Regions from separate parts of the Mus musculus genome. Here all the other regions are linked to region 1. The links are chromatin loops, found by intact Hi-C in ENCODE. Cell type or tissue: heart. All regions are shown on one strand. Each heading gives the region's core, and the rest is flanking DNA. Links, peaks and the distances in the headings are about the cores only.

Region 1 (8,366 bases), core at 248-8,247:
GAGGACAGAGGCTCCTCCCAAGGCACTCACAGGGGCCTCCATTTCTTAAGTTATCTCCTTTCCCTTGCCATTTGTTCCAGGCATATTCTTTCTCCACTCCCTACATCAGACAAGATCCAGAGCCAGAGAGCTCTTTATCAGACCTTTACCTCTCTACCCTCACCCAGTGCTGGCAGCAAGGGTCTAAGTTGGCAGGTTTGGGGTCACTGTTCAAAAGTGGACTTTGAAGCCAGGTGTGGCAGTACAGGCCCACAACCGCAACACTTAGGAAGCAGAGGCAGGGGCTGGCAAGATGGCTCAGCCTTTAAGAGCACTGACTGCTCTTCTAGAGGTAGTGAGTTCAAATCCCAGCAACCACATGGTGGCACAACTACCTGTAATGAGATCTGACACGTCTTCTGGTGCATCTGGTTAGCTACAGTGTACTTATTTATAATAATAAATAAATCTTTGGACCAGAGAAGCAGGGACTGAGCGAACAGAGTTGACCGGAGCAAGCAGGACCACAAGTAGAAGTCCTAAAAATTCAATTCCCAACAACCACATGAAGGCTCATAACTGGGGTGAGATGGCTCAGTGATTAAGAGCACCGACTGCTCTTGCAAAGGTCCTGAGTTCAAATCCCAGCAACCACATGGTGGCTCACAACCATCTGTAACAATCTGATGCTCTCTTCTGGAGTGTCTGAAGACAGCTACAGTGTACTTACATATAATAAATAAATAAGTAGATAAATGAATAAATAAAAAAGAAGGCGGCTCACTACCATCTATGCAGTTACAGTGTACTCACATACATAAAATAAATGAATAAATTTTTTTTTGTTTGTTTTTCGAAACAGGGTTTCTCTGTATAGCCCTGGCTGTCCTGGAACTCACTTTGTAGACCAGGCTGGCCTTGAACTCAGAAATCCACCTGCCTCTGCTTCCTAAATAAATAAATCTTAAAAAAAAAAAAAGGAAGCAGAGGCAGGAGGACTCTTAAGTTTGAGGTCAGCCTGAACTGTACAGTGAGACTATTTCAAAAAATATTTAAACAGGAGATTTCAATTGCCAGGTTTTGGAAAGCCCCTTTATCAAGGCAAGCAGGAAGAATGTGGGGCAGAGACTCTAGGACAAGAACTAAAGATTCCCTTACTCCCATCCAAAAATAAATCCATAAAAACAAAATACAAAAAAGCAAAGCCAATGGAGATCCTTTCTCCCTCACCATGTGCTCGGCCTTCTCTATTAGAATATATTTCCCAGTGCTTAAGATCAAGTGTAGGATATATTTTCCAAAACTTACTTGGCTAAGCTGAAATGAAAGCATTTTAAACTTACCCCGGGTCTCCAAACTGATGACTGAAGCCTGAGAATACTCTATTCCCAAAGCAGAGAAAGGCTGAGCAGGGGAACCTGGGGTAGGATTAGGAAGCAGAGCCAGCTGATTGAGGTAGAAAAGATATTGTACAGAGGAGGATGCTAAGGCTCGCCAAGGTTTCTGGGAGGTTTTAAAGGAGAAGTCTTGAGGAGTATGAGAAAGGCATCAGAGGAAGTCACTGAGCTCAAGGAGCTGTGAAGGAGATAATAAAAGACACCCAAATGAGACCTTAGCAGGCCTTATAAATGGTGGGGGTATTGGACAGAGGTATTGTTTTTTTTTTTATTTTTTGGTTTTTTGAGACAGGGTTCCTCTGTGTAGCCCTGGTTGTCCTGGAACTCACTCTGTAGATCAGGCTGGCCTGGAACTCAGAAATCCGCCTGCCTCTGCCTCCCGAGTGCTGGGATTAAAGGTGTGTGCCACCTCGCCCGGCCTTGGACAGAGGTATTAAGACAGACTTAAATCTGGGTCTCTAGAAAGAGGTGGGGGAATGTAGACCCTGAAACTACTGCAGGGAGATGCTGGGACTGACAGTCTTCGATTCTAGTGATAGAAACCCTTCACTAAAAATAATGGGAATGCACAGAAAAAGGTCTTTGATACTGACACTATAGTGCCAAGAAGCTGTGATATTAAGTGCGAAGAGGCAAGGAGAGGTCTCTGAGAGCAGACTCTTGGAGAGGGATTTCTAATGGAGCAACAAAGGTCTTGCGTAGATCTAAACAGGTACCACAGCTGCTGACAGGGTAGAGAAAGGAAGATGAATTTCAGATAATTTAAGCCTTAAAAGGATTACTAAAAATTAAGCATGGTGGTGTATACCTTTGATCCCAGCACTAGTGAGGCAGAGGCAGGCTGGCCTCTAAGAGTTTGAGACAGCCAAAGCCACACAGTAAAACTCTGTAATCATGATAATATATTACCAAGCAAATACTGCCTAGATCTTCAAATGGAATTAGGTTCCTCTAGTCAATTTTGTGACTCCACAGTAAATAGATGAGGTTTTCTACTCCTGTGGAAGATAAATGAGCCTGTTGGGGAAAAAGGTATCTGACAGTGATAGAGGTTCAGGGAAGTCAAAAGCAAATGCTGAGACTCTCTGAATGATGATGGTACTAGAAACCTTTAAAAAAGACGAGGGCAGATTCTGAGGCCTGTTGTTAGATTAAGGAATCTATAAAAAGAGAAGCTAGAATGCTGGTCTGCCTTTGAAGGCAAAAATTGGGTCTAGAATGAGACCATCGGGCAGATGGGGCTACAAATCAAGAGTCTGAAAGAGTAGATGGCGGCAAGAGATCACTAATGGAGAACTGTGTCCAAACAGGTCCTCCCTGGCGTCTAGTCCCATGAGAGACTAAAGGAAATATACTGGGGTTACGATGGCTGATGGAGAAGACAACAATGCTTCAAGAACAATGAGAACGTGAAAAAGGGGGGCGTCCCTAAAAGCAGGGAGAGTCTCTAAAGGCAGGTGCTTAAAAGAATAAGAATGCCAGGTGTCCACGATGGAGGATGCTATGTCAAAGTGGTATTGGGAGATCTCAAATGTAGGAATGGATTTCCCACGGAAAGGCTAGGCAGAGAGCTTTTCACCGGGTTTAATCCAGATGGCAGCTCTAAGGACAGATAGTATCCTGGGGGGAGGGGAGACTGGATGAAAATGCTAGACAAGGCTCTTCATTCGGAAATGAAGGCCACGCGGACCTTTCCTCAAGCCTGGCCCCTCTTAAGCCATGAGAGCAAATACTGAAGGGCTAGGAAGAGTCTCAAGGGAGATTTTGGGGCAGGTCTTCAAATAGCACACAAGTATGGACGGCTTTCATGAGCAGCGACACCGAATTCCGGTGCCTTTATGGAGACTGTGGGGAGTTCTGATAGGAAATGCATGGCTCAGGATCGGATCAAGATACCTGGTAATAGTGCTGAGCCAGAAGTCTCCAGAAGCTGAGATAGGGGTCTGACGTCAAGGTCAGATTTCGAAGCTCAAGGGAATAGGGGTGGTCCCAGACAGACGTGATCCACCCCACCCCAGGATTTGCACACCCCCACACCCGCTTGCCTAGTGACTCTTAATACCCAGGACACGGCAGTGCACTCAGACATTGGGCTGGCAGAGAGCCAGCAGGGACCCTCCCATACCTCCCAGAGCCCTTGCGCTTCGAGCCAGGTGCAGAGAAAAGCTATTACCAATGCCGGTTCCCCGGGTCGTGCCGCCGCCAACTCCTCAAGGAGCCGAAGTCAAGCTCGGCCGCCACCCTCCTCTTTCTCCTCCTCCTCCTGCCGCCTGGGCCAGCTAGGATCACTGTCGCCTTCTCCTTCCCCGACCGCGGTGGTTGTGGTCTTCCCTGCCACCCTCCTTCACCCCAGCAGCCGACACAAGATGGCGGCGGCAGAGCCCAAGGCCGGAACAAAACCCTGAGCCCCACCCCCAGAAACCCGGATGCAAGAGGACCGCGCCCACTCATGAATCATGTATTTTCCCTGCCCAGTTTGGGACTTCTTTAATTAGAAGGAGAACAGCTCCACCAAGTGGCTCTGGAGGCAGTAACTAGAAAAACAGGTAGAGCAAGAGGCTATGAAATATGAATAAAGAATTACTGCATCTAAGCTGTCAAAGAAATCAAGGAAGGACCTCAAGGCCATTCTTCCCGATCGTGAATCACGAAGCAAGGTTATGGGTTTACTAGGACTAGGCAACCAGAAAGTAGATGTTAAAGCATTACAACCACACCCCATGTTCATGAATAATGAATGATCTTGCAGTAGCTGGGAATCAAGGAGACCAAAGCTATATCGTATTCATGAATAATGCACGAGACTCAGTGAGATGGAACAAAAGAGGCAGGCCTGCCTTATTGCTCCATCTAATACCCAGTAAGCAAGAAACAGGGCTACTGCAGGCAGCACTCCTCTGACTCCTAAATACTGAATGAAGCTGTTGGAGCAGCAGCAGCAGCAGCAGCAGCAGCAGCAGCAGCAGCAGCAGCAGCAGCTCAACTTGAAAACAGAGAGGTCAAGAAAGGTTGTGTCCACCAGGTGTGGTGGTGTACACTTTTAATCCCAGCACTCAGTGGGCAGAAGCAGGAGGGTCTGAGTTTGAGGCCTGTCTGTAGAAGGAGTTCCAGGACAATCAGAGCTACACATAGAAACCTTGTCTTAGGGTGGTGGGGTGGGAACACCAAAAGAAAGATTGCGCCCAAGCTGCGCTTATGTGCATGGTGCTGCATGCCTTTAATCTCTGCACTAGGAAGGTAGAAGCAGGAGGTTCATTAGTCTGAGGCAAGCCTGGTTAACAGGAAACCCTGTCTCAAAAAAATGTACTGGGCTGGGGAGATGACTCAGCGGGTAAGAACACTGACTGCTCTTCCGAAGGTCCTGAGTTCAAATCCCAGCAACCACATGGTGGCTCACTGTAATGAGATCTGACGCCCTCTTCTGGTGTGTCTGAAGCCAGCTACACCGTACTTAGATATAATAAATAAATATTTGGGCTGGAGCAAGCGGAGTTGACCAGAGCGAGCAGGAATCCTAAAAATTCAATTCCCAACAACCACATGAAGGCTCACAACCATCTGTACAGCTACAGTGTACTCACATACATAAAATAAATAAATAAACCTTTTTAAAAAGTACCAATCCCATACAGTTCACGAATTATTCATGAGGTTTGATGGGCAGCCCCCACCCAAAGTGGCCCTGCCTAGCAAGTGGGAATTATGAGATAATAGTCAAGGCACTCACCATACTGGATAACCGTGCGAAGCCCAAGTGAGCAGTCTTTGCTCGTCATCCATGACCACTTAGGGGCGTATCTTGTTTAAGATAAATACTGCTAAATACAAACTCACTAGATGCCTTTGATAGGCAACGATAGTAATGAAACTAATCCAACTTAGCTGGAGATGTAGACTATGGATAAAGCACTTCCCCAACACCCTGGATTCAATTCATAGTATCATAAAAAACAAACAAACAAACAAACCATACCAATCCCCACCTCAAAAAAAATCCACTGATGAAATGTGTTATGAGAATGAGTACAGAACGGGTCTTAGAGCAGTGCTGCCACAAAACTGTTACAATTTTCAAATATGTGTAACTAAAGGCAATATGTAGACATATTTGCATTAATACAAAATTACTTACATTTGAGGACTTGAATGTTCCCAGATCAGAAAATGAGGATTAAGAATAAGAACTTACCTTGTGACTGAGTAAATATGTAGAAAGGGTCTAGAATAGTGCCTGGCACATTGTATCATATAATTAATCTGAGCAGTAGCAACACTATTTTCTTAAAAGATGGGGTTTTTGGGGGGTGTGCTAGCACAGCTCCTATAATTCCACAGTACTTGGCAGGCTGACACAGAAGGATCACTAATACCTGGCAAGTCTGGGGGAAAACAGACCCGGGAAAAAGAGACAGAAGTAGACACACAGACAGGGAAGAAAGGAAGGAGAGAAGAGGGAGAGGGAAAGAAGAGGAAGAGAGAGAAAGAGAGGTTTGAGACCATGCTGGTTTCAAACTATTCAAAATCCTCCTGCCTCACTAAGCACTAAGCGTCCCACCAACTACTCCTTTTAATTTCAAACAGTACTGCCTGAGGCAGGCAGGTCCCTAATTCTTTCAGCAAGCCTCAGGAAACAGCGACAGACTGGGGGTTGAGGGGAGGGGAGGGGAGGGGAGGGGAGAGGGGAGGGGAGGGGAGGGGAGAGGGGAGGGGAGGGGAGAGGGGAGGGGAGGGGGAGAGGGGAGGGGAGGGGAGAGGGGAGGGGAGAGGGGAGGGGAGGGGAGAGGGGAGGGGAGGGGGAGAGGGGAGGGGAGGGGAGAGGGGAGGGGAGGGGGAGAGGGGAGGGGAGGGGGAGAGGGGAGGGCAGGGGAGAGGGGAGGGGAGGGGAGAGGGGAGGGGAGGGGAGGGGAGGGGGAGAGGGGAGGGGAGGGGAGAGGGGAGGGGAGGGGAGGGGAGAGGGGAGGGGAGAGGGGAGGGGAGGGGAGGGGAGAGGGGAGGGGAGGGGAGGGGGAGAGGGGAGGGGAGGGGAGAGGGGAGGAGAGGGGAGGGGAGGGGAGAGGGGAGGGGAGGGGAGGGGAGGGGAGGGGAGAGGGGAGGGGAGGGGAGGAGAGGGGAGGGGAGGGGAGAGGGGAGGGGAGGGGAGGGGAGAGGAGAGGGGAGGGGAGAGGAGAGGAGAGGGGAGAGGAGAGGAGAGGAGAGGAGAGGAGAGAGGGGAGGGGAGGGGAGGGGAGGGGAGGGGAGAGGGGAGGGGAGGGGAGGGGAGAGGAGAGGAGAGGAGAGGAGAGGAGAGGAGAGGAGAGGAGAGGAGAGGAGAGGAGAGGAGAGGAGAGGAGAGGAGAGGAGAGGAGAGGAGAGGAGAAAGATCATCACTGCTAAGAATGTTCTTTAATACATCCAAGAAGAAAGAAAGAAAGAGAGAGAAAGAGGAGAGGAGAGGAGAGGAGAGGAGAGGAGAGGAGAGGAGAGGAGAGGAGAGGAGAGGGCGCGCACCAGTAATGGCTCCATTAAATTGGCTTGGAGGCGGGGAACGTTATCCAACTCTGAAACCCAACAGATCAAATTTGAATCCTAGTTCAGCCATTCACTGTTCAGCTTTAGGACAAATTACTTACCTGCCCTGTATCTCAGATTCTTTATCTATGAAGTAGGATGAAATCTACTTTTGAAAAGTTGTGAAGATAAAATGGATTAATAAAAGTAACTAAATGGGTGTAAATTATTATTATCCTGCATACCCACTTTTCGGACTCCCAAAAAGACTTGTCAAAGATGGGTCTTGAATCCAGAGTCTCGAGTCAGTAATCTAGAATTACTGAGACAAGGCAAGAACAATACCTGCGGCATCTTCTCTGATAGATGCCAGGTTTAAATGCTGGAACCTGTGAGGGAAAGCTAACTGCGGATCCCGAAGAAGAAACTGTAAAGACCACGCCCCTCATAAATTATGCATAGCACCCTTAGAAAAGCCTTTTTTTTTTTTTTTAAACCCACCGGGCGCTACTCACCTTCACAGATTATTGTATGGGTTATCAAGAAACTAGTTTGAGACTCAGACTTCGGGATACCCCGTCAACACGCCCCTTCCGCACGCTGATCCGCCCCCTAGAGAGCAATTCTCTTCTAGTGGACCAGGTACGAAAGAAGGTCCGCACCATAGTCCCACTAAAGCAGTAGCCAAGGACCGCTCAGTGGCCCGGTAGCCCTATGTCTGCACAGAAGAGCCTGGCAGACAGTCTTCCTGGCCTCGGTTGAGAGGCTCCTCTCCCAGGGTCTGGGCCCCTGAAGTGTCCGGGTTTCACAGCCCCGGGTAAACCAGCCGCAACCCCATCAGAGGTCACAAAGGCCACTGAAACCGTCACAGTGCCACGTTGGTGTCGAACATTCACACTGTCACTCGGTCCGGTCCCAAGACCCCAACTCCCGCCTTGACTTAAGTAACTTCAAACTTCTCTCCTCTTGGAGAGTCCAAAAATTCTGCCCTCCAACAGAGTACTCATACACAGACCCCGAGCCTCCCCCAAGTCCCCCCTAAGCCCTGCTTCCAAGGGGTATAAATCTGCGTCAGAGAATTACCTCATAAAACAGACTCCTAAATGCCACCCGAATCCCCAAGCACCGCTTCCTAAGTGTCTCCTCAAAAGTAGACACCCACTGAATGCCACCCGGGCCCCACAACCTCCAAACATGCCCATTAGGGATCCCTGAAGTTGGAATTAGGGAAGCACCCTCTTCCAAATGCTGTCCAGAGGCTTGGGGGAAATGTGCTCCCGCTCACCCCCAGTGCTGGGCGGAAGCCTCGCCTTCCTTCTGGAGACAAGCCGAAGCCACAGGGCAACGGAAGAGCAAACCACCTCGATCGTGCAAAAAGAACCAGAGTTTGCGCGGAGCTCGGAAGCGCGGGGGCCTTAGAGGGCCGGGTCTGGGGTATACCATAGACGCCTGAATAGAGGGGCATTTCTCTCTACTTCTGCGCCTCTGGCCCGGGTTTCAGGG
Region 2 (8,366 bases), core at 216-8,215, 110 kb before region 1:
AACCAAAAGTGATAAAATGCTAACTAACAGCCTCTGGTATAAATAACTTGCATTTCCCAACACACTGCTGATAGAAAAAAAAAGTTATAAGCATACTTTGATGAAAATAAGCAGGAAACCACACTTCTTTACTCCCTCTCAATCAATTCCTTCCTTCCTTCCTTCCTTCCTTTCTTCTCTTTCACTCTCTCTCTCTATCCTTTTCTTTCTTAAATTTCTTCTTTTGATCCCTTTGATCTGTCCCCACCCCTGTCTTCCTTGATGCTTCCTAGTTCTGGGACTGTAGATACTGGCCATGATGCTGTGAAAAAAAATTTTTTTTTTTCGAGACAGGGTTTCTCTGTGTAGCCCTGGCTGTCCTGGAACTCACTCTAGACCAGGCTGGCCTCGAACTCAGAAATCCACCTGCCTCTGCCTCCCGCGTGCTGGGATTAAAGGACCAATACTGCACTCACTGTCTTATTGTGAGACATGTCTCATTATAGTGTTAAGCCCTACCTTGGGTGTGATTTTTATTATTATAAGGTGAATTTACTACAATACTGGTAATTATTCTACACGTGGGTGAGTCACTCATCCAGGGGAATGTCCTTAATTTTTTTGTTGCCATTTTCTTTTCCTATATAAAACAGACTGGGCCTGATTGCACAAGCCAATAATCCTAGCTACTCAGGAAACACATAGAAGAAAAAGTTAATTTTCCGATCAGCCTAGGATACAGGGTAAATTCAAGACCAGCTTGAACAACTTACTAAGACCCAGTCTCAAAAATAACAAAAGGGGCCAGGTGTGGTGGCGCACGCCTTTAATCCCAGCACTCGAGAGGCAGAGGCAGGCGGATTTCTGAGTTTGAGGCCAGCCTGGTCTACAAAGTGAGTTCCAGGACAGCCAGGGAAACCCTGTCTCAGAAAGAAAAATGAGAAAAAAAATTCCTTTTATTACCTTATGTGTATGATTTTTTGGCTTTATGTATGCCTGTGTACTATGTGTGTGCCTGTTGCTCATAGAAGCCAGAAGAAAGCATCAGATCTTGAGAAACTGGAGTTTCAGATGGTTGTGAGCTGCGTGTGGGTGTTTTATAGGTATATATATATTGTGTGTGTTTGGGGTTACATGTGCTACAGTGCGCATGTGTAGGTCAGAGAATGACTTTATGGAACTGATTGTCTCCTTCTTCCTTCATGTGGCTTCCAGGGCTTGACCTCAGGCCATTAAGTTTTTGAAGCAAATACCTTTACCCGATGAGCTATTTCACTGGCCCTTAAAGCTGTCTTTATGTGTACATAAAGACATAATATGTACATATTGTTACTCATGCTTATGTTTATATATTGTTTACATGACATCAAGCTAGCTTTTGTTTGTTTGTTTGTTTGTTTGTTTGTTTTTTCGAGACAGGGTTTCTCTGCATGGCCCTGGCTGTCCTGGAACTCACTCTGTAGACCAGGCTGGCCTTGAACTCAGAAATCCGCCTGCCTCTGCCTCCCAAATGCTAGGATTAAAGGCGTGTGCCACCACTGCCTGGCTTCAAACTGGCTTATAAGTAAATGGCCATATACATTTTTAAAATTAAGTTAGTCCACATATTTTGAATTCATAGCACAAGGAAAGTTTTAAAACAAAGCGTACAAATAAAAAGTCTTAGTCAGGATGCTATCTGGTTAGCCATTGCCTCTAAACTAGCCCGTGAGTGGTCTAAAATCGTCCCTATTGCCTATAAAAACAAACTGGCTCCCAGGGCATGATGGGTCTTGTCCAGGGTTTATAGTCTCACTCTCATAGACAATAGCCTTCATCTGCAAGATGATCCTCTAAGCTCTGTGAGTCCTAGAACACAAAGATAAGGGCAATGACTTAGCTCCGCACTTTCAGTTTTATTTCATTAATATGCCTGAAAAAAGATTTTGTTTCATCAAGATAATTGCTAAGTTTCTACTAAGTGTGTCAGGCTTCTAGTTAAAAAACTCGGGTCTTAGCCGGGCGGTGGTGGCACACGCCTTTAATCCCAGCACTTGGGAGGCAGAGGCAGTGGATTTCTGAGTTCGAGGCCAGCCTGGTCTACAACGTGAGTTCCAGGACAGCCAGAGCTATACAGAGAAACCCTGTCTCGAAGAAAAACAAAACAAAACAAAACAAAACAAAACACGGGTCTTGTGAGTCTTGTAAAAGAGTTAAGATTTATTTAAAGCTCGGTCTCTATCAAGCTTTATAAAGGTGTTATACAGCAATTAAATTTGTTTATATAATTTTAAAATTATGTGTGAGAGTGTATGTGTAAGTGAGTGTGTGTGTGTGTGTGTGTGTGTGATTGGTGTGGGAGGGTGCCTGCAGGGGCCAGAGGTGTTGAATTTCCATGGATCCATAGTAATAGGTGGTTAGGAGTTACTGGGAAACTAAGCTCAGGTCCTATTTCACATAAAATTTAATTGCTTGGACCTTGGGTGGCCATGCTGTCCTGTGTGGTGTTTACTACTGCAGTTGCAGCACCCCACATCTGAAGAATGCAGTGGTCCAAGAACCATGGTATAACCAGTAACAGCTGGGTAGTGGTGGCGCATGCCTTTAATCCCAGCACTTGGGAGGCAGAGGCAATCAGATTTAGATTTGTGAGTTCGAGGACAGCCTGGTCTACAAAGTGAGTTCCAGGACAGCCAGGGCTATACAGAGAAACCCTGTCTCAACCCCTCCCCCCCCCAAATAAAATAACTCATTTAGCTTTATTTTATGTACATTGTTGTGAAGGTGTCAGATCCCTTTGAAGTGGAGTTACACACAGTCATAAGTTACCATGTGGGTGCTGAGAATTGAACCCAGGTTTCTTGGAAAGGCAGACCGTGCTCTTAACCACAAAGCCATCCCTCTAACACCTGTGAAGAACCTCGTATAGTAGGGGGTGGTAGCCAAAGATACTCATAGCAGGTTAAACTCCTGAGAACAAGTGACTGTGGAGGTGGCAAGTCAGCCCAACACTCAGAAAAGGCTCAGAGAAGATTGAGAAGACAGCGATGAAAGGATTTAAGAGCTGGAGGGTAAGGGTAGAGTGTTTTCCCTCTAATACAGGAGTGTTTGAATGAGGCATTCTCTGTAGTCTCAGGCATTTGCATACTTGGTTCCTAGTTGTCGGTACTATTTGCAGAGGTGTGGCTTTGTTGGAGGAGTGCTCACTCTACTTCCCACTACAGTTTGAGAGGTGAGCTGATACAGTTTGAGATTGTCCTGCTGGTGTGCCTCCTGCTGCTGCACTTCCCTATGGTGATGGTAATGAACTCTTTTCCCTCTGGACAATAAACTTAAGTCTCTGTATAGCCCTGGCTGTCCTGGAACTCACTCTGTAGACCAGGCTGGCCTTGAACTCAGAGATCCACCTGCCTCTGCCTCCCAAGTGCTGGGATTAAAGGCGTGCACCACCACGCCCGGCTGGTAAATAACATTTTATTACATTGTGTGTGTGCCATGGCATATGTGTGGTGGTCAGAGAAGAGCTTGTGGGAATTGGTTCTCTTTTTCCACCATGTGGGCCCTGTAAACTCAAGTCATTGCAATTTGTGGCAAGTGTCCTTACATCTTAAGACATCTCAGTGGCCCCAAGTGTGTGTGTGTGTGCTCATGTTCGTATGTAATATGTGAGTGAAGTGAGTAGCACTAGAAAAAGGCATCAAATCTCCTGGAGCTAGAGTTACAGGCTGTTGTAAGCAACTGGGAAGCAAACTCTGCTTCTCTGAGCCATTTTTTCCAGATCTTGCCACCCAATAACATTTTTTACCTGTATTTTTAGTTTATGTTTATGGGTGGCAGGCCTGCATACACGTCAGTGGATCACATGGATGCAGTACTCCCAGAGGCCAGCAGAGGGTGCCAAACCACCTTGGGACCAGATCTCAGATGGCTCTGAAACAGCAGCAGCCAGGGTTTTAAACCTCTGACCATTTCTCTGGCCCCAATAACATCTTTAAAGCAATATTTTAGCTAAACCTGGTGGATCATATCTATAATTTCAGCCTTTGTGAGACAGAGGTGTGATGACAAGAAATTCAAAATTAGCTTGAGTTATAAAATGAGTTTGAGGCCAGCCTGGACTACATGAGAGCAGCCTTGCCCAGCTAAGATAAAATCCTTTCTTCAAAGGAGAAAGAGGAAGAGGGAGACAGAACCCTAAGAGACTGTCACATAGATGAGTCAGCTGGCCAATACCTACAAATAAGAAGAGCTGACACACTCCTTTAATCCCAGTACTAGGGAAGCAGAGCCACCCATCTCTGAGTTCCAGGACAGCTATGGCTACACAGAGAAACCCTGACTTGAAAAATCAGAAGACAAGGAGGAGGTAGCAGAGGAAGAAGTGGTACTGTGACTGCCAGAGAAAAGTAGCAGGCTGTTACTAATAAGAAGCTGCCCTTGCCCGGCGTGGTGGCGTATGCCTTTAATCCCAGCACTTAGGAGGCAGAGGCAGGCGATTTCTGAGTTTGAGGCCAGTCTGGTCTACAGAGTGAGCTCCAGGACAGCCAAGGCTACACAGAGAAACCCTGTCTCGAAAAAAAGAAGAAGAAGAAGAAGAAGAAGAAGAAGAAGAAGAAGAAGAAGAAGAAGAAGAAGAAGAAGAAGAAGAAGAAGAAGAAGAAGAAGCTGCCATTACTAAGTTACTATGCAAAGTGAAGAGGCGGTGATACAAACAGCCAATTGACTGCAGAAGAGGCTGGGATTTAGCCTGGTCAGTCTATGATAGTTAGTGGTGAGCTGTTCCTAACTGTTTCCTAATACCTGAAGCTAGGTAGCCAGAAGAAAGCCTGAGGGGCTGCATGGCAAAGGCTGCAGCTCTCCAATATCTGTGTGTACGAATCAGATTCTGGACTCCTTAGCAAATATGAAGTTGTCTGGTCTGTCTATCAGCACAGGTCTTTGTGGTCTAATGTAGGGAGAGGGCAGAAGATAGCCTAAAGGAGCACAAATGATTGCTGCACAAACAGCAAGTCTAGAGTGAAGGGAATGGAACTGAGACTGCATCAGAGTCAAACATCATTCTATTTTTTGAGACTGGGTAGCCCTAGTTATCCTGGAAGTCTCTATTTAGACCAGACTGGCCTTGAATTCACTTGCTTCTGCCTCCCAAGTGCTAGACTCAAAGGTGTGCACCACCTTACCAAGTTACATTGTTCTCTTAAAGATAGGTTGAGCAAACAAACAGGTTATACACACAGTAGTAGATCAATCTTATGTTTCAAGTGACCTCAAGGTAAATAAATAATAATAAATAAATAATTACTATTAACTCTGGCTGTGAGGTCCAGCAATACTTCCAGTCTCTTGGGATGTAAAAGATTTTTTTTTTTTGGTTTTTTTTTTCCAGACAGGGTTTCTCTATCTCACTTTGTAGACCAGGCTGGCCTCGAACTCAGAAATCCTCCTGCCTCTGCCTCCCAAGTGCTGGGATTAAAGGCGTGCGTCACCATGCCCAGCATAAAAGATATTTTTATCATAATGTATTGCCACAGGAAATGTGCCAGTGCTTATAGCACTTGGAAAAAACTGTTATCTGCCTATAGATCTTGAGGAAGGGTGGGTCCTCTGAACCCCTCCTCCTTTAATGACAAGGTGTTGATGAGCTCCAATCTTGTGGGGATCCGATACAGGGAATCATAGCTGCTGTGAGTTCAAGAGCGCAACTGCCATGTCCTGCCAGGAAGTCCCACTCCATTGCCCCATTTTTCCTGCTCTTGCATTCTTCCTGTCTGTCTCTTCATAATGTTCCCCGGTCTTTGAAGAGTGTGATATGGTAACACCTTTTTTTTTTTTTCGTTTTCCGAGACAGGGTTTCTCTGTATAGTCCTGGCTGTCCTGGAACTCACTCTGTAGACCAGGCTGGCCTCGAACTCAGAAATCCGCCTGCCTCTACCTCCCAAGTGCTGGGATTAAAGGCGTGCGCCACCATCGCCCAGATGAACTGATTCTTTCTAAGGTAAGTTTGACAGGCACCACTTGTCCATTTAGCAAAACAATAGCAGTAACTTCCACTTTAGTATCCAAGACCTTCCTAACAAGGTTTTGTTTTTTGTTTTTTGTTTTTTTTTTTGACAAGGTCAAACTGTGTAGCTTTATCTGGCCTAAAAATAGTTACAACCTTGAACTCACAGAAATAGGTCTGCATTTACCTTGCAGGTGCACCACAATGCCTGGCTAGCAAGGAGGTTTTTTTTCTTGTTGTTGTTGTTGTTTTTTTTGTTTTGTTTTGTTTTGTTTTACATTTTATTTTTTAATTTTTTTCCATTTTTTATTAGGTATTTAGCTCATTTACATTTCCAATGCTATACCAAAAGTCCCCCATATCCACCCACCCCCACGCCCCTGCCCACCCACTCCCCCTTTTTGGCCCTGGTGTTCCCCTGTACTGGGGCATATAAAGTTTGCAAGTCCAATGGGCCTCTCTTTCCAGTGATGGCCGACTAGGCCATCTTTTGATATATATGCAGCTAGAGTCAAGAGCTCCGGGGTACTGGTTAGTTCATAATGTTGTTCCACCTATAGGGTTGCAGTTCCCTTTAGCTCCTTGGGTACTTTCTCTAGCTCCTTCATTGGGAGCCCTGTGATCCATCCATTAGCTGACTGTGAGCATCCAATTCTGTGTTTGCTAGGCCCCGGCATAGTCTGACAAGAGACAGCTACATCTGGGTCCTTTCAATAAAATCTTGCTAGTGTATGCAATGGTGTCAGCGTTTGGATGCTGATTATGGGGTGGATCCCTGGATATGGCAGTCTCTACATGGTCCATCCTTTCATCTCAGCTCCAAACTTTGTCTCTGTAACTCCTTCCAAGGGTGTTTTGTTCCCAAATCTAAGGAGGGGCATAGTGTCCACACTTCAGTCTTCATTCTTCTTGAGTTTCATGTGTTTAGCAAATTGTATCTTATATCTTGGGTATCCTAGGTTTGGGGCTAATATCCACTTATCAGTGAGTACATATTGTGTGAGTTTCTTTGTGAATGTGTTACCTCACTCAGGATGATGCCCTCCAAGTCCATTCATTTGGCTAGGAATTTCATAAATTAATTCTTTTTAATAGCTGAGTAGTACTCCATTGTGTAGATGTACCACATTTTCTGTATCCATTCCTCTGTTGAGGGGCATCTAGGTTCTTTCCAGCTTCTGGCTATTATAAATAAGGCTGCTATGAACATAGTGGAGCATGTGTCCTTCTTACCAGTTGGGGCATCTTCTGGATATATGCCCAGGAGAGGTATTGCTGGATCCTCTGGTAGTACTATGTCCAATTTTCTGAGGAACCGCCAGACTGATTTCCAGAGTGGTTGTACAAGCCTGCAATCCCACCAACAATGGAGGAGTGTTCCTCTTTCTCCACATCCACGCCAGCATCTGCTGTCACCTGAATTTTTGATCTTAGCCATTCTGACTGGTGTGAGGTGGAATCTCAGGGTTGTTTTGATTTGCATTTCCCTGATGATTAAGGATGTTGAACATTTTTTCAGGTGCTTCTCTGCCATTCGGTATTCCTCAGGTGAGAATTCTTTGTTCAGTTCTGAGCCCCATTTTTTAATGGGGTTATTTGATTTTCTGAAGTCCACCTTCTTGAGTTCTTTATATATGTTGGATATTAGTCCCCTATCTGATTTAGGATAGGTAAAGATCCTTTCCCAATCTGTTGGTGGTCTTTTTGTCTTATTGACGGTGTCTTTTGCCTTGCAGAAACTTTGGAGTTTCATTAGGTCCCATTTGTCAATTCTCGATCTTACAGCACAAGCCATTGCTGTTCTGTTTAGGAATTTTTCCCCTGTGCCCATATCTTCAAGGCTTTTCCCCACTTTCTCCTCTAGAAGTTTCAGTGTCTCTGGTTTTATGTGAAGTTCCTTGATCCACTTAGATTTGACCTTAGTACAAGGAGATAAGTATGGATCGATTCGCATTCTTCTACACGATAACAACCAGTTGTGCCAGCACCAATTGTTGAAAATGCTGTCTTTCTTCCACTGGATGGTTTTAGCTCCCTTGTCGAAGATCAAGTGACCATAGGTGTGTGGGTTCATTTCTGGGTCTTCAATTCTATTCCATTGGTCTACTTGTCTGTCTCTATACCAGTATCATGCAGTTTTTATCACAATTGGTCTGTAGTAAAGCTTTAGGTCTGGCATGGTGATTCCTCCAGAAGTTCTTTTATCCTTGAGAAGACTTTTTGCTATCCTAGGTTTTTTGTTATTCCACACAAATTTGCAAATTGCTCCTTCCAATTCGTTGAAGAATTGAGTTGGAATTTTGATGGGGATTGCATTGAATCTGTAGATTGATTTTGGCAAGATAGCCATTTTTACAATGTTGATCCTGCCAATCCATGAGCATGGGAGATCTTTCCATCTTCTGAG
Region 3 (8,366 bases), core at 306-8,305, 160 kb before region 1:
AACTTTCAAAGTAGCTGAGATCATAGGCAAGTGCCAACATACCTGATAAAATTAAACTTTGACTTTAAGGATGTGGTTAACATGCAGCTGTAACGACATAGAAAAGGGTTTCATGGCCTTCACCAGATTTCCTCCACTGATCACATCTGCTAGAGATGCACTCCGATGTAACAGCTCAGCCCCAAAGGGCTCTTCTACTGCCCTGACTCAGGACCACAGTCATGACCTTTATGTACTTCCCATCTGTGTCCTCAAGATCTGGCACTAATCTGCTCTATCCCTCAAATTCTGTCATTAAAAGACTGCTATATAAATAGAAATATAAGCCGGGCAGTGGTGGCACACACCTTTAATCCCAGGACTTGGGAGGCCGAGGCAGGTGGGTTTCTGAGTTTGAGACCAGCCATCCAGGGCTACAAGAAACCCTGTCTCGAAAAAAACAAAACAAAACAAAACAAAACAAAGCAAAAAAAATATATGATACATTATTTTGTTTGGGCAGAGAGGATACCATGTAGCCCAGGCTGCCTTAGATCTAGTTGTGTAGCCTAGGCTCAAACTAGAACTCATCTGGCCTTCCACATCCCAAGTGCTAGGATTAGAGGTATGGACCACTAGGCCTGGCCACATGTGTGCTCATCCAGATTTGGCTTTTTCCACTTAGTTTTGAAAGATCCTGACAGAATGTAAAAGGTCACAGAAGCCCTGAAATTGGCAAGATAGACATCAGTGTTAGCAGAACTAGCTTCACTGATTTGGAAAAATAGAGGTGCACAATGCTCTGGCCACTCCTAGAACCCATGTGTCTGCCAATGTTCTGACCGTTCCTTGAACCCAGGTGTGTGCCCACTGCTGAAGTTCACTGGTAGGTGTTTGTGATATTGGTTGCTGGGGAAGAGTTGGAAAATCTCCCCAGCAACCACAGCCGGGCCAATCTGGAGTTGCTTCACCTACACCAGACTCTTTCCTTGTACCCCTCCCATACCCATTTCTTGAGAATAGACATTGTTTAGATCTGGAAATCCCCTACTCTCCCCCCTTCTCTTTTCCCCCCTGAGGGCCTATAAAAACTGGGACCCCTTTCCCCTTGGGGTTGACTCCTCTACCCCTGCATGGGATATGAGTCGCCCCCAGAGCTCTGGCTTTCCCCAATAAAGCCTCATGTGGTTTATATCAAGCTTGGTCTCTCGTGAGTTCTTGGGTGTCTGCTATTGTCCCAAGGCCTGAGCGAGGGGCTCCTCTCGGAGTCTTTCAGTTTAAAGCCTTGAAAATTCATCTAAGTTATTCCATTGTATCAATATTTTCTTACCTATAATTAATTTCCTTTAAAAAAAGACTGATTCTTATTTAGCTTAGGCTGGCTTTGAACTCTAGTGAACAACTCTATAGTAGTACCCAAAGATGACCTTGAACTATTGCCTTCACCTGTTGACTGCTGGCTGGGATTGCAGATGTGTGCTACTATGCCTGACTGTTCCTTTTTATCACTGGGTGCCATTTCATGGTAGGATACACCATGGCTTACCCACTCATGTGACTATGGAAGACAAGATGCTTCCACTTTTGTTATTAATAAAGTTGCTATGATCGTTCCAGTAAAGTTTTCAATGTGACTGGGGGTATTCATTTCTAGGATAATTACCTAAGACTGTAACTACTACACTGTAGGAAGTTATGTATTTTGTTACAACGAAACTGACTTTCTTTTTTTCAGAATGTATTATTTTTTAAAGTAGTTTTTTATTTGTTTGGTTTTTTTTTTTTCAGTTTTTTGAGACAGGGTTTCTCTGTGTAGCCCTGGCTGTCCTGGAACTCACTTTGTAGACCAGGCTGGCCTCGAACTCAGAAATCCACCTGCCTCTGCCTCCCGAGTGCTGGGACTAAAGGCGTGCGCCACCACGCCCGGCTTGTTCGTTTGTTTGTTTTTGTTTCATCTGTACTTTAGCAGGACTAGTGCTCACTCTTCATGGTGTAGTCAAATATAAAATAAATGTTAAGAGCTGGGCATGGTAGTGCACTCTTTTAATCCCAGCACTTGGGGAGGCAGAGGCAGGTGGATTTCTGAGTTCGAGGCCAGCCTGGTCTACAAAGTGGGTTCTAGGACAGCCAGAGCTATACAGAGAAACCCTGTCTCGAAAAGACAAAAAAAAAATGTTAAAGAACTAAGTAGTGGTTGTAGAACCCTGTAAATGTTTTGCTTCCGTGTATACATGTGTACTACCTCTGTGCCAAGTGCTCATGGAGGCCAAAAGTTGGAGTTACAGAGGGTTGTATGCTATGTGTGCTGGGAAACAAACCTGAATCCTCTGGAAGAAATGCCAGTCCTCTTAAACCCTGAGCTATCATTCCCACTCCATAATTGGCCATTTAGTAATAAGTCGAGCTTGCCATTGGCCAAAACCAGAGATGATTAACCTTTTATCACATATCTCTGAGATTATTACTTCCTGCACTTGAGATTAGCGCCTATACTATATATAGTGTCTTTGACACTCACTCAAACTCATAAGAGATCTACCAATCTGTAGGTGTCAGAGACATCCTGTCTGTGGCAGGAGAGGTTATTGCAACCTACTTTTTTAAAAATGAGAATTAAAAAATCATTTAATAATGAATAAAATTGCTATTTTACAAAAGAGGGAAAGTTTTGGACAGAGAAGGAATTGGTAAATAAGACATTAGGTTGTTTCAGAACTAAAAATAATGCTAAGGAATCTAACCTTTCTTTTTTTTATTAGATATTTTCTTCATTTACATTAACCTACTTGACCATACTCTAGTTATGTGCCAACCACCAAATTGACATAGCGGGCACAATGAGATGCATAGTGATAATAGTGGGGAGGAGACACAAGGTTTCCAAACCAAACCAAAGCCCTAAAAGAAATGAAAAGAAGATGGAAGGAAGAAGGAAGGGAGGGAGAGAGGGAGGGAGGGAGGGAGGGAGGGAGGGAGGGAGGGAGGGAGGGAGGAGGAGTATAACTAACTCTCCCTTCACTCGGCAGCTGGCAAGATTACAGCTCACCTGTTCTGTTGTTTTTCTTTTAAATTCTATAAAATAGTCCTTCAGCTTCATTCTCAGTCTGATTTAAAATTCTTTTTGTTGTTGTTTGTTGTGTTTGTTTGTTTGTTTGTTTGAGACAGGGTTTCTCTGTGTAGCCTTGGCTGAAATTCTTTTTATTAAGAATCCAAATGGGAGTCCGCATTTCCCCAGTAACACTGTATCAAGTAAAACTGTGAGAAGACATATTTGTGTGTGTGTGCGTGTGTGTGCGCGCACATATGCTTTCCTTGTGTTAACTACTCTTGGCTAAAGGGTGTTAGCCATGGCCCTTTATAAAGTGCAAGAAAGGTTGCACCCCCTTTTCTATCCCCAGACTTACAACAGGTCTTCTGCGGTCCCTAACTGCACTTGAATGTGATGTGGCCCTGTCTTCCTCCCCAGAGCTCTTCTTATACCCCTTTGCATCTCAGTGGTCAAGGAAATCGACACATATGATTGTGTAGACAGATAAATGAAGATGACCTAGCTAGCCCAGTTGATAGAAATGGGAAAATATGTGTGGATCCCAAGTTTTTGTGAGCTCCAATCAAGTATCCACGTCCTGAGACCTAAAATGTCCCAGTGACTCAGTGTCTTAGCTGGAACCCCTAGCCTCGGTGTTAATAGGTTCCTTTCCCTCCTCTCGGTAGCCGCACAGGTGAAGTGGCCCTACTGTTTACATCTGTAGGGTCCCTAGAGCAAGCAGCAGCTCGGTGCTTTCTGGAATCAACCTTCACTTTTGTCTACTGAGGGTCATGTCTCTTGCCTGGAAATCCGTCCTGTGGGGTTTGGGTCAGGTCATACAGTCTTTGGCCCCAGGGTGGCAGCAGAGATAGTCTGTCTGGTCCAAGCAAACAGAGGCAAGCAGAGGCGTGGCAAAGCATGATTTGCTGGATGATGAAATGTTAACTGTTTCCCACTTGGAGTGATTTCCTAGCGGATTTGTGCAGCACCGGGGGCAGTGTGTGTGTGTGTGTGTGTGTGTGTGTGTGTGTGTGTGTGTGTGTGTGTGTGCGTGTGCATGTGTGTGCAGAGTAAAACCCAGAACTAAACAGGGTTGGACTTGAGAAAAAGAGGAAAGGGGATGCAAAATGGATGAATAGGGAGGGGTATTATCTGGTTGAAAAGGACTTGGGGAGGAGGCTGGTTCCTAGCACCAACAACTCCCTCTGCTGGCTCTTAAAAACATTGTCTTGCCATCTGAGATGCCATCTAGGCATTTATTGGGACATGAACCTAGGACTGGCAAATCCCTGAGCCCAGAGTGTTCTGGACCTCCCTCACATCCCAATTCCTCTGCCTGCAGCTAGGCGAATGGAGTCCATGACTCTTCAAGCGCCACAATCACCAACCCAAAATTGTTCTGTTCTTTTTGGCAGCTCCTCTTAGAGCCAGAAAGCAGAAGGTACTGCTTCATTGCAGAGGCTTCAGTCCGGAGATTTCCAGGGGCTGCGGCAGGTCGAGATTAACTCCCACGGCCGCAGTACCCACAGGGGCTTGTATCATGAGCCCTGCTGGCCAGCCATTCCGGGCTCTTCTGTCTGCCTATTCTCTCTAGGCCTAGCAACACCAGCTAGTTCTGCAAGAGTGCCCGCGGGAGATGACTCTGAAATTAACACGAGGGAGGGCTCGACGAGGCAGGGGAGGGAACGGCCAGGAGAAAGCCCAGGAGATGCAAAGTGGAGAAGGGGGGCGGGGAGAGAAAACCAGAACTGATGGTTGTAGCATGAACGCCAGGGGGTGCCAGAGACCGCCTGAGGCCAAGGCCAAGGTCTGCAGCATGATGGCGTCCCCACGCAGTCCGCAGTCCCAGGGAGGGGCTGCCTCCCTACCGCGCATTGCAGTGGTGGCTACAGTTCTGCCTGCCTAAGCGCCATCATCAGGATCTAGGTTTGCTACGTGGACTAATCATCTGTTCCATTTCCCACCTCTTAGTATCTTCCCCATCTTCTTTTCCATCCTCATCCTCTCTTAATCAATATAAGTAGATAGATGATAGATATTAATTGAAAGGTATATGTTTAAAGGTACTTGTATTTTCTGTAAGAGGAAACATTTGAATTCAAATATTGTATGGGAAAGTGTGGACTAAGAAATTAAGGAAACCTATAGATGGTTTCTCTAAAATGTTATGAAACCATCAAAAATATTACTGACACAACACAGAAAGATTAATTTAAATCTAATCCTGTAACAGGAGAGACTAAGGCAGGAAGATCACAAATTCCTGGCCAGGCTGGGCTATATGTAGTATAGTGAGTTCTAGGCTGACCTAAGCTACAGTGACCCTGTCTCAAAAATCAAATAATAATGAAAAGAGAAGACAAAAAAAAAATTCAAACTAAAAAACAAAAACAAAAAACAAAAAACAAAAACCTTTTGTAGATGTGGAAGTACTTTCCCATATTTTGAAATTGGTTGAGTGTAGATGAACTGATATTCAAATGAAGTATGATCCTCCCTTTGTTTACAAAAGAAGAGATACAAGCTGCAACTTGGTTGTTATAGGGGCAGGATTTGAGGAAAACATTAGGGTTCCCCATTAAACCTCAGCTGTCAGAGAGACACATCTGTTTCCTTTCTACTTCTACCCAGGCATTCCATCTTTTGACCAACAACGCTCATCTTTTAGCCCCTTCTCAAATCTAAAAATCCTAGGCCTCCTGATCTCCTATTAATATTTCTCTGCTGAAAAAAAAAAAAAAAGCTAAGAATTGCGGGGCAGTGGTGGTGCATGCCTTTAATCCCAGCCTTTGGGAGGCAGAGGCAGGCGGATTTATGAGTTTGAGGCCAGCCTGGTCTACAGAGTGAGTTCCAGGACAGCCAGAGCTACACAGAGAAACCTTGTCTCAAAAGAAAAAAAAAAAAGCTAAGAATTTCTCAGTCTAATAAATTGGCCAAGTCTATTCACACCTGGCACTAGAAGCCAGACATTTAGACTCCAGTTTACAGGTTCCTAGAAACTACACACACACACACACACACACACACACACACCATACAAATGTATCAGACAAACGAGGCAGATTTCCACTCCAAGTCTGTGATTCCTACTAGGGAGCTTCAGAGCACCTATGCATCAAGGCTTTTGGCGTGATAGATGGAACTTAAAGAGACCCAGATGATATGGGCTAGGCACAATTTGGTGCCCAATACATCGTTGTGAAAAAAAAAAGACACTAAACTGGCACTGTGGCAAGCATGGTTGCACTACCTGTAGTCCCAGCTACTCAGTAGGATGAGTTCCTCGAGACAATCTGGGCCATACTGAGAGTGCATATCACACACATGTGCATGTGTAACACCTCCTCCCCAACTAAACAAGCACCAACCACTTCCAGGGATTTCCTAAGCTAGTCCTTTCTATTTGATCACTTGACTCTATGTGGGTGAGGGCACTGGACCAGGGAAGGAATCTGCTTTCGCACTGCTCCCCCCACTCCCACCCCCTACCCCCCCCCCCCCACAGAGGCACAGAAGGGAAACCTCAGCAGACAACACCATGTAAGAGGAGGAAGTTTCGGCATCTTTCACCCAAATGTGGAGGAGCATTCTATCTTGGTCCTTTGGACTGAAAGGGTGATGGAAAGAGTGTCCTATCTCTTGTATTCTCGATGCACAGCTCTGGTTGCAGACGGACTGAGGTCTATGTCTGTCAAAACTGCCGAACAAACTTGTCCTTTTCCCCCACCCCACATGCCTGGTTGGCCTGGCGTCAGAGAGGACCTGGCAGCAAGATGTTGGAGGAGTGGGGGTGAGAAGTGGAGCCACCCTGACTCATTCCTGTCCCTCTTCTTCTGCTCAGGAAAGTGTTGGCCTCTTTTGTTCTCTGCACCTGGCATGGCCTCTCTCTTCCAATTTGTCACCATGACTTGAGTCAATGGAGGCATGAGTCAGGATCTGGAACTGACTCAGGCACGGAAGGGAGGGGGTGGACCTGTCTACATTACTTCCTGTCGTTGTGCCAAGCTGCAGGGCACAAATAAGACTTGTGCCTTCAACCACTACACGTGTCTAGGAGGAGGGCATCAAAGGGACCAGGAAATGACAACTGTCATTTTCCCTACTTCCCGAATCTATCTGCCGCAGCTATTTTTGCTGTATGTCCTAGGCCACCCTGACACCCAACCACATTGCCCTAGTATCTGGAAGGATTTCTCACTCACTTCACCCATGCTGTTCATCAGAATCTCAGGATGCATTAGAATGGGAAATAGTGTGCTTTAGAACCAAGAATACATGACAGTTCTCCAATTGTCAAAGCTAAGGTAGAAATGGCAACTTGAGAGCCATATATTAAGTGGAGGAATCTACTTTCTGATCATGGTTGTATCCTCCCACTCTGTTTCTCCATCATTTTTAATATGGTCCTCCAAATCTATAGGTCTCATATCCATACTTCAACCAACTATGGGGTGAAATTTGGGGAGGTTGTTTTGTTATTGGTTTTAGTTTTTCTTTTGAGACAGGTTCTCACTGTGTCTCTCCTGCTGTTATGGAACTTGGTGTATAGATCAGGCTGGCCTCAAACTCAGAGATCTGTCTGCCTCTAGAATTATATGTATGTGGCACCATGGTTAGCTGCAATGTCCATTCTTAACTGCTGAGCCATCTCTCCAGCCCAGCAAGTATTTTAAAAACGTATTTATTTTTATTTAATGTGTATATTTTACCTGAATATATATATGGAACAAGCAAAAAAAAAACTTATTCTAAATTCATTTCATTTTCAGACTCCATTTAGTCAGAAGGAGAAACTAAATGCTAAGTCCCAGGCCCCAGGGACTTCCCAGTAGCCGAACAGCTACTGTTGTAAGGAAACGATTGTCTGAGTGCAGACATCTCAGGGACAACTTTTCAATCTTGCTGGCGGGGTCAAACTAAGTTCATGTCCGCAAGCCCAGGAACCTACTCCTATCCTGATGTAAACTCCCCTGTTCAACGCCCTTATGTCAAAATATGATTGGACAAGGCTACAACTCTATACTTTAAATATGCTGTACAATGTCCCCTCAAAGTCACAGTTCAGCTCCTGACTCTGTTCTGTAGCCCCGATCAATCAGTAGGGGCTTGATTACAATACATTTTTGTCATCTCTATTGATCTGGTGTTTGAGTTATGTTGGATTTAAGTGAACCTCACAACACTGCTTGCAGAGGCCAGAATAGGGCTCTAGATCCCCTGGAACTGGAATTACGGACAGTTATGAGCCATCACATGGGGGATGATAACAGAGCCTGAGTCCTCTGGACAAGCGGTCAGTACTCTTAACTCCTGAGTCATCTTTCAAGCCCCAACAAGGATTTAGTTTTCAAATACATAT

The links. Hi-C counts contacts between places; a loop is a spot of excess contacts. Peaks named below come from ENCODE experiments on the same cell type or tissue, not always from the same donor. Only the 100,000 strongest peaks of a DNase experiment are listed, where the experiment ranks them.
Region 2: a loop joins it to region 1, with 11 times the contacts of the local background. A loop is called at or near these places in 20 of 42 quality-filtered maps.
Region 3: it touches region 1 in a loop (9-fold over the local background); 14 of 42 quality-filtered maps call a loop at or near these places.

The regions. Positions count from the first base shown.
Region 1 is chrX:20,658,309-20,666,674 of GRCm38, reverse strand. Uba1 (ubiquitin-like modifier activating enzyme 1) reads right to left here and starts at 3,779. Exons shown (of 26, transcript NM_001136085.2): 1 at 3,550-3,779. In heart, for the core only: a CTCF peak has its summit at 3,888; a DNase peak (open chromatin) is centred at 3,794; H3K4me3 peaks cover 3,047 bases; H3K27ac peaks cover 2,149 bases.
Region 2 is chrX:20,766,661-20,775,026 of GRCm38, reverse strand. No RefSeq gene overlaps it. Among named protein-coding and RNA genes, the nearest start is that of Gm26065, 30 kb to the left of the region's middle. In heart, for the core only: a CTCF peak has its summit at 3,840 (motif pointing right); a DNase peak (open chromatin) is centred at 3,846.
Region 3 is chrX:20,815,762-20,824,127 of GRCm38, reverse strand. It overlaps a transcript of Araf not described here. Among named protein-coding and RNA genes, the nearest start is that of Gm26065, 20 kb to the right of the region's middle. In heart, for the core only: CTCF peaks have their summits at 3,843 (motif pointing right) and 4,798 (motif pointing right); DNase peaks (open chromatin) are centred at 3,867 and 4,767; H3K4me3 peaks cover 859 bases; H3K27ac peaks cover 481 bases.